3 separate regions of the Homo sapiens genome follow, and all the other regions are linked to region 2. The links are chromatin contacts, found by Hi-C or POLR2A ChIA-PET in ENCODE. All regions are on one chromosome and are shown on one strand. Each heading gives the region's core, a stretch centred on a gene start or an enhancer-like site at or near the end of the contact. The rest is flanking DNA. Distances are from core to core; before and after follow the strand shown.

Region 1 (2,845 bases), core at 212-2,711, 920 kb after region 2:
GTGGTGACATCAACTGAAGTCTCAGACAAAAAGCCACGTTGAACATCTGGAAGAACAGTGGTCTAGAAGAGGGAACAGCAATTGCACAAGCCCTGGGCCCAGAAGTAAATTAGCTTGTCCCAGGAACAAAATGAGTATTAGTTACTAATACTGATTATCTCAGGGATTTATTTGGTTCTATAAAGACTTACAAGCCAACATCTCTGTCCTAAAGGAGCTCTGTAACAGAGACAGACGTAAGTAAAAAAGATCACTATTCAGTGCAAAAGTACATTGCAGTGACAGCAGTATGGACAAGCTAAGGACTAAGAAGGAAGAGTGATTACTTCTCTGGGGTGTATTTCAGGGAAGGCATCACAAAGGTGGTGATGTAAAAGCAGAATTTTGAAATATCGTTAGAATTGACAAAGCAGGGAGTAGAGTTGTACTGGGGAAACAGTGCACAGAGAACACTGAGGGCAAAGACCTCCAGGCTGTTTCTTGTTAGTGAACCCTGAAATAGAAGAAAGTGACGCTCAAAAGGCACAGGCACCACCAGGCCATGATGGGCCTTATATTCGGTGCATGACTGGAGCTATCAAAAGACTCCAAGGAAGGAAACACAGCGTTGGATTCGTTTCACGTGACTGTCTCCCTTAAGTATGTCTTCGGGAGAATAAATGTTAAATGATAAAGTGGCAAAGGGGCTCAGAAAGAGATGAGAAACCTGAGAGGCTTTGAGGGGTTGACAAATAGTAGGACTGGATTTGCCCACTGTTTAGTCACTAATAACTTGCAGTACATGGCACTAATAAATACTTCAGGAAGGAATGTATGAAAATGAGTAAAATGCTGATTGGCTGGGTGTGGCAGCACCATGTCTGATGTGTAGAAGTCGTGAGCCCCCTCATTAATAGACAGTGATGTGTTGTTTTAATTCTAACAACCCTATATGTAATTCCACTTTTCAGGTGAGAAAAACCGTAGCCTCAGAGAGATCACGGTACCCTGCCAGAGGTTGTAGAACTTGTTGGAAACTTGGATCAAGAGGGTGTGACAAATAACCAGGTATGCATGCTTAAAAATTACTTTCTACTACTTAGCCTACAGGCTCAAAGAATGAAATTATCTCATAAAAGAGATAATTTATAAAGTCGCTCTCAAAAGAGGGACAACAGAGGGTTCCGGAACGTTCCCGCCAGCCGCCACGAGAAGACCAGAGAGGTGCATCACAACAGCCCAAAGTCAAGCCTACTCCCAACCCCCTTCCCCGCCATCCAGGGAAGGGGCGGGGCAGGGTTCTTGGTCCGCCGCTGTCGCCTGCGCAGTCGCAGTGCGGCTCGTGGCCGCAGCTGCCTGAAAGGGCAAAGGGACGAGTATACGCATGCGTCTATTCCTAGGCTGCTGGCTCTCAGACCCGCAGTGAGGTCTGACGTCATTTCCTGCCGTAAGTATACAGTGCCTCCGGGTCGCGGTCATTTTGAGCCCCTGTCTGGATGACTTCTTGCGGCTGTTCTACCCCTCCCCCTCCCCGCGGTACCTTGCACTTTTCTCCCTCCCTGCCCCCTCTCGAGTCCACCCTCCGGGCCTTCTGCCCCTGATCGCTTGGTTTTCCTTGCAGTCGCCTGCTGCTGTCGTCGGGAGGTGGGTGAGGTGACGCAAACAGCCCCGTTGTTGCCCTCCGCGTATCCCCTCACCACCTTTGCGGCCATCCACGACTTTCGCACCTTCCGCCATTTTCCTGCCTGTGAGGGTGGACAGATCGCGCTCGGGTCTCGGCCTCCTGAGTGCCGGTGACTGCGGGAGGCGACGGAGTGCTTCTGGGGGTGTGAGCTGGGGAAGTTCGTGGTCACGGATGCGTGTGGGGTTGCTGCTCAGTCTGTAACGGCAGGTGGGAGACGGACACTGGGTGGAGGATGGAGTGCGGTAATCAGCGGTTGTAGGCCGCTTAGGCTTTAATCCAGCGTTGTTTTGTGTAAAGAACTTAAAATGGTATTGTCTTAAGCGCCGTGTCAGCCCTGACAGTCTTCCTGGTGTTTCTAGGAAGGATGCCGTTATGGGAAATAAGAGGGTTTCATTTTTTCTCATACGGTTGTAGGGTAAAGGTAGTTTATTCAGCAGGCTCCATCCATCCATGAATTCAGCTGACCTTTTTTATTTCTTTTCTCTAATTAAGGGGTTGGCATGTAGTAGGCCTTCATGGCTTATTGACTGAATGAATTATGGAAGGGCTCAGTTGCTGTCCTCATTGTGTATGCCATTTCCTGTTTCCATGCAAATTGTTTTTAAAATGAGAATAATCATGATCCCACGTAAACGTTCTGTAAAATACGGTTACTTGATCTGTTGGTCTGAGTCCCAATATATGAGTTTTTAAAAAAAGAACCAAATAAAAAATGTATATTCTTGGAATTTTATGCATTTTTTTCTTATATTCTTGGGGTGGAAGGAAATTTGGAGATACAGAATTTGCTGTTAGTTTTACCTCACAGGGAGAAGGATATGTCGTCTTTGTTATTCCATAATTTTGGAGTGCTCCTTTGTGGGAGAGGTTGAATGTTTCTGATGATTATTTCATTTTTTAATATGGAAGCTCAGAAATGACTTGAAATTTTTTTTCTCTTCTATTTTGGGGAATTATCCTAATCATTGGGCATAGATTCGAGAAACGACCAAAACATAGGATGTGAAAGAACCCACTTCCAGGAGGAAAAAATATGTCTGTTATTTTATTGATATCTTGATAGTAAAAAAAATTATAAACTTATAAAACGCATATGCTTTTTCAATTAAGGGACTTAACCTGAATAGTGAGTTCCAAATTAATCAGTAGGTCTGTTACTTTTTCATCTAGCTATTTACATGT
Region 2 (2,820 bases), core at 70-2,569:
GTAAGTCCTCCCTGGCTCCACGAAAACATGGTCTTGGATGAAAAGTATTGATATATCGGAGGCAACACCAGATATGTCCACAGAAGGACATGGAATTTGTAAATAGGAACTACAGTCAAGGAAGGTATCAAAAGCTCAAGTGCTTACAAGGAATAAGACAAGTCAAGAAACAAAGGCAAAGGTAAAGATGACAAATGACACCTGGCTCCAGAAATGAGAGAGAATGTGAGATGGAATGCCCAAGTCCAATCTAAATGGGATTTCTGTGACTCAGCCGAGCTGACTGTTGCCATGCACAAAGATAACTAAAGCCACAAGGTTGTTAACCAGATTTTTAAAAACGACAAACAACCGCTGACAATCAATCCACATTTAAAACTCTGTGTTAACCAAACAACATTATAGACCAAATCAGAACACCGGGCCACAATTTACAACTGATGGTCTGGAGATTCAAGTAGGCAAGAGTGGAGGGAAGTAACAAAGGTAATACCACCTAAAATTAAGATGAAAGAGGTGCGATGGAAATCTACCTAGAGTGCCGAAAAGAGCAGCCACCCGAAAGGCTGGAGAAGTGGGCCCGATAACAAACTCCCGAACGAGGGGAAAAGCAGTGAAAGAAAGAAGGCGAGGGCGGAGGCGGTCCTGACTAGTAACTGCCTTAGGAGGCATCCAGGTGAGCACGCGGGCGGGAGCCATTCTCACCGCTGGCTGCGGTAGTCTGCAGGGCTTGGGATCCTGCGGGGCTGTGCCTGCTCCCTGCAGCCGCCGTGGTCGCGACTCCTCCGGGACTGGTGCCAGAAGGAACTGCGCCCACCGACCCCTTCTCTCGCCCTCCTCCGGCGCCGCGGAGATGGACTCCATTTCCTGAGGGGGCGGCAGTGGCCCGTCCCCGGGATCGGCCTCGGCCACCGGCCACCTGGCGCCAGGAAGCTTCCATCCCTGCAAAGGAGAAAAAAAAAAAAAAGAGTGGAAGGAGGTGAGCGCAGCGAGGACCGAGGCGAAGGAGGGTCAGTGCGGAAACCCGGTGTGAGGGGCCGAGTGAGGAAGGTTCCTGCAGGGCGGCGACCGGGTTTTAGGAGGTCGCGGCCCTGCCTTTACCGGAGGGCGAGTCCCCGCCAAGCCCGGGCTTTGGAGATGGACCGAAGAGGGGAGGGAGGACTAGGTACAGAAATAAACCGCGGAGCAAGAAGCACACAGTGCCGAAGACAGAAAGCCGGAGGAGAAGTCGAAACCGCCTCCTCAGCCTCTGCGGGAGCGTGGTAGGGGAAGAGTCACAGACTGACCCTGCGTCTCCCGCCGGGAACCAACTGCAGTGGTACACCCCACGGAAAGCTACGTCTCCTTACCGACTGCGCACGCCCCCAACAGACTACAACTCCCAGAAGCCCCCGCCCGCGTTCCGGCGACTGCGTGGCAGCACGGGCCGCTTCCTTATCCGGTAAAGTGCGGGGGTTGGGTGGGAGGGAAACCCCAAGCGCCTGCGCTGGCCCGAACAGGCCTTTGGGAACTACAACTCCCGGCGTGCTCTGGGGCTAGGGAGGGGTCGAAGGTCATAGGGGCGCGTGGTGGTGGAGGCGGGCGGGTCCGGAGGGTTTCGTGACCCCACAATTTGCTTCTGCTTCTGCAAGACTGCCCTAAACTCACCTGGGTATGAGGATTACATGGCTCTGTCCCTAATTGGCTCTCTGCCATCTTTTATTAGCCTTGCCTTTGAGCTTGCGGATGACAGGAGGTGTCAATGTAAAATAATCAAAAGCGCGAAGTTTGAGGATAGCCTACCTAGAAACACCGACTCCAAGGAAGGAGTCAGCGTTCCGAAGTAGAGATTTAAGATTTCACTTATATAGGCAGAAACTGAGAGGTTTTTTAGCAGGATTACAGCATTTTCTCATACAAGGTTAGAGAATAGTTACAACAATTTGATTATAGACAGTGTTTCTTTTTGGGAAGTGTACATTTAACATTTTTCATAAAGGATTTTCTGTCATCTGGTCTAAGCAAACCGGGGCAACAAAGCAGAAGTTAATCTATAAGGATCATTAAGAAGGCAGGAAGTTTTTGTCCTTAACTTCGTTTAATTCTCTCTAGCCATTGTATAGAACAAGAAAAATAAGAAAGCAAGTTAATCTATAATCTGAGAAACAGAAGTTGTAACCACGTGTAACTCAGATGACAGTCACATCTCTCTCCAGGCTTAGTGAGTTTTAGGCTCCAACAACCTTTAAACTATTTATTTTCATAGGGAAGTCTCACTAACAGGAAAGGCACTTACATTGAAAACGCTTTGAGGTTGGCCACTGTGAAGGAGGGAAATTCGGGGGAGAGTTGCAGGAAAGTGGCTTGAGTAGTAAAAGTACCCTTCTAAAATGCTAGAGCCAATGTAGAAAATAAATCTAAAGCCTGTTATTGTCATAGTCCTTTGTAGTGTGCAATGAGCTTTCCCTGGGACATGCTAATTTTTACCTTCACAGCATCTCCCTAAAGTAGATTTTGTTAAGGAAAATAGTTGAGGGCCAGGACCTAAATCTTATGATTTTGCTGAGTTTTCCAATAAGATACATGTGCATATATACTGACAGGTAGATTGCAAAAATTCATTCTGGGGTCTGTCTGGGATTGAGAAACATATTGATGGCTTATTGTACAGTCCTTCAACTTAGTTAATTCTTCTATTTTAACCATAAATTTCTATTATAATATTTAGATAGCATTTATTAGATGTCAGGCACTGTTTAAAGTGTTTTACGTTATGTATTAACTAATTTGGTACTCACAGTAACCGTGTTTATTATCCCCGTTTTACAACTGAGAACACTG
Region 3 (2,700 bases), core at 1-2,500, 900 kb before region 2:
TAGTACTCAACAGGTGGTCTTCAGCCTGGAACGGAAATAAATAAAACCAAGAATGTGATGGTGGTCACCATTTGATAAGCAACTGAAAGTTTCATCCAAATTCAGTATTTTTTAATGGATGTGTATACTTTGAAAGCTTCCTTTTTAAAGGCTCTACTAAACAGTTCACAAAACAAGACATTCGGATGAGCTGTGCAACTCTGTGCAGATAAACTTTACCTACCACAGCTGACATTTTAACCAGGCTTCTGCTCACCTCTGGATAAATTTGGCTGTTTTGCTGCAGATTCTCAGCCAGCCTTTGCTTTGGTGCATACTCAAGGAAGCTTTCTCAATGAGTGGCACACACTGTCTTGTCCTTCCTTTAATAAGTAATGAAACAATGCAGGAGGAATTGCAATCACCAAAGTATTTCTTTTTAAAAAAATGTTTAAGATGTAATCAGATGATCATGTTATCTGAGCAACAAACTATAATAAAATATAGCCAGTAAAGCTAACCAGACCCATTTGCTGACTATTAGAGCAGTAATAACTTTTTACATTATTTAGTTCAGATCTCTGCCTCATCCTTGCTTAAGAGATGAGAACCTGAGGGGTTAAGTAACAAAATAAAGATCACATCTAGTCAGTTAATGGTAGTTAGGTCTCCTGCCTCCTACTCTAATAGTCTGTGAATGATTGCATAACAATGATTGTGTTGCACACTAATGAAGGAAATATTGTAAGCAATGCAGAGCTTACTTTATTTTGTCAATGCAAATAAATATGATCAACTCAAATGTTGCCACATTTCCCAGTAACTTTTATTATTGTGAAATTATCATGCCATCACCATATATTCTTATTATGTAGCAAAGTTCCTGAATCTTCCTCCCCAAAGCTGGAATGTTGTTGGCTCTGACCTAGTGTCATCCTGACTCCTGAACTTCTTAGCTGTTTCACTTTTGGAACATTGCTTCTCCACTCTGGGTTTCAGTGTCATTTGCAAAATGAGGACAATGATAGTGCCTATTTCATAGGATTTTTATCAAAGATGAAATGTGTTAATACATGTTAAAACTATTTGAAGAGCTCCTGGAACATAGTTAGCACTAACAAAGTGTTAGTTCTATTAATAACTCACACAGTGGATTTTTGAACCTGACACTTTTTTTTTTTAAACTCATTGCCACTGACAGAGAGTCCTTCTTCAGCTAGAGGTAAAAATCTTAAAAGTGTTAAAACATTAGAGAGTTAACACGTTGGTGTGAATAAGTTTTAGTCAAAGTGAAAGTGAAAGCATTAGACTAGTTGCAGTTTCAATGGTAGATGAAATTCAAAGGTCAAAGTACCTAAAAATTGAGAGGAAATGCAGCTGTGTGGGAAACATTAGCAGAAAAAGGTGGGAGGGCCCAGGGACAAACTTCAAAGACTTTCCTGTTTTGCCCAAGACCTCACCTTATCATTGTTGCTGCAAAAATAAGGCCACAGGTATGAGCTGGACCCAGACCTGTGATCCCACTCAGGACTGAGGGAGCTGCAGTAGGTATTAAACCCAGCTGTGAACTGTCTGGGCGGCAACTACAGAGAAAAATGGACAGCAAGAAGGATGTGAGCTGAACTGAGGACTTCTACCTTGGGTACTGCTTGCTTGGGGCCAAAAACTAGGTGCAAGAATGAATAAGGGTAAGGTCCCAAGTAGGGTCAAATGGTTTTGTTTGACCATTTGGGAAACAGAAACATATCAGACTCAGACTCTGAGGCCAAGCTGCTCCCAAAGAGATCATTTGTGGGCATGCACATCTGTTCTGGTATGTTCCAGTCATGGTGGTGGGGTACATGAGTTTGATTAAGCCTTGCTTCACTTTGTATTTTTCATATAGTTTCAATCTTAGGGTAGCTCATTTATTCATATTCTCTGAGTAAAATGCACTTCTTAATAAAGGGGAAAAACTTCCCCTTTTCAAGCTTTAAGATTTGTACCTAAATCTAATTTTATGTTTGATGAATGAGTATAAATCTTCCCACCAACTATATATGCTGTATAGGCTTCTATAAAAATTCTTCCCAATCATTAAAAGCCCATTTTAAAAAATATTTCCAAATACAGGAAAAAAAATCCCACAGTAGAATATGATATAATAAACATCTAGGTACTCCACACTGAGTGCTATTAAATTCTAACATTTGTCAAAATTGATTCAGAATTTAAAAATAAATTAATAAAACATTACAGATACAATTAAAGCTTCCTGAGTATCCACCACACTGTCCTTCATTTGAAAGTAAACACCATATTGAATTTGGTAGTTCATTTCATGCACACTTATATATTTTTACATGTGTATACAAAATAAATACCATGTAACATTATTTTTTGTTTTAAATATTTTATATATAATATCATCATGCAAATTGATGTTTTTAAATTCAGAAGTACATGTGCAGGTTTGTTACACAGGTAAACATGCATCATGGGGGTTTGTTGTACAGATTATTTCATCACCCAGGTATTAAGCCTAGTATACATTAGTTATTTTTCTTGACCCTCTCCCTCCTCCCACCCTCCACCCTCTGATAGGCCACAGTGTGTGTTGTTTCCCTCTATGTGTCCAGGTGTTCTCATCATTTAGCTCTCACTTATAAGTGAGAACATGTGGTATTTGGTTTTCTCTTCCTGCCTCAGTTTGCTAAGGATAATGGTCTCCAGCTCCATCCA

What was found. A loop is a pair of places that touch in the nucleus more often than their neighbours do. ChIA-PET counts read pairs that join two places held with the same protein, here RNA polymerase II (POLR2A). Pooled maps may share reads with other maps.
Region 1: a map of B cell shows a loop between it and region 2 (17-fold over the local background). The contact joins the promoter of OCIAD1 here to the promoter of NFXL1 in region 2. A Hi-C loop is called at or near these places in 8 of 168 maps with a recorded cell type or tissue (B cell, CD4-positive, alpha-beta T cell, CD8-positive, alpha-beta T cell and 3 more), 6 of 37 single-sample maps with no recorded cell type and 25 of 50 pooled maps. POLR2A ChIA-PET finds 5 or more read pairs at or near these places in 1 of 52 experiments (WTC11).
Region 3: a map with no recorded cell type shows a loop between it and region 2 (8-fold over the local background). The contact joins the enhancer-like site here to the promoter of NFXL1 in region 2. A Hi-C loop is called at or near these places in 2 of 37 single-sample maps with no recorded cell type and 5 of 50 pooled maps. POLR2A ChIA-PET finds 5 or more read pairs at or near these places in 1 of 52 experiments (naive thymus-derived CD4-positive, alpha-beta T cell).

Annotation. Positions count from the first base shown.
Region 1 is chr4:48,829,627-48,832,471 of GRCh38, forward strand. It overlaps OCIAD1 (OCIA domain containing 1), which reads left to right and starts at 1,462. Exons shown (of 9, transcript NM_017830.4): 1 at 1,462-1,623. RefSeq lists enhancers at 1,030-1,409, 1,252-1,815, 1,816-2,378.
Region 2 is chr4:47,913,264-47,916,083 of GRCh38, forward strand. It overlaps NFXL1 (nuclear transcription factor, X-box binding like 1), which reads right to left and starts at 1,320. Exons shown (of 23, transcript NM_001278624.2): 1 at 1,102-1,320; 2 at 706-942. The coding sequence starts at 940. It overlaps LOC101927157 (a long non-coding RNA gene), which reads left to right and starts at 964. Exons shown (of 3, transcript NR_125879.1): 1 at 964-1,441. RefSeq lists enhancers at 188-874, 875-1,560, 1,071-1,300.
Region 3 is chr4:47,009,806-47,012,505 of GRCh38, forward strand. It overlaps a transcript of GABRB1 not described here. Among named protein-coding and RNA genes, the nearest start is that of GABRA4, 18 kb to the left of the region's middle. Within about 2 kb of position 1,251, at least 2 of the 41 ENCODE cell types and tissues checked have a DNase peak (open chromatin) inside an H3K27ac peak, as active enhancers do.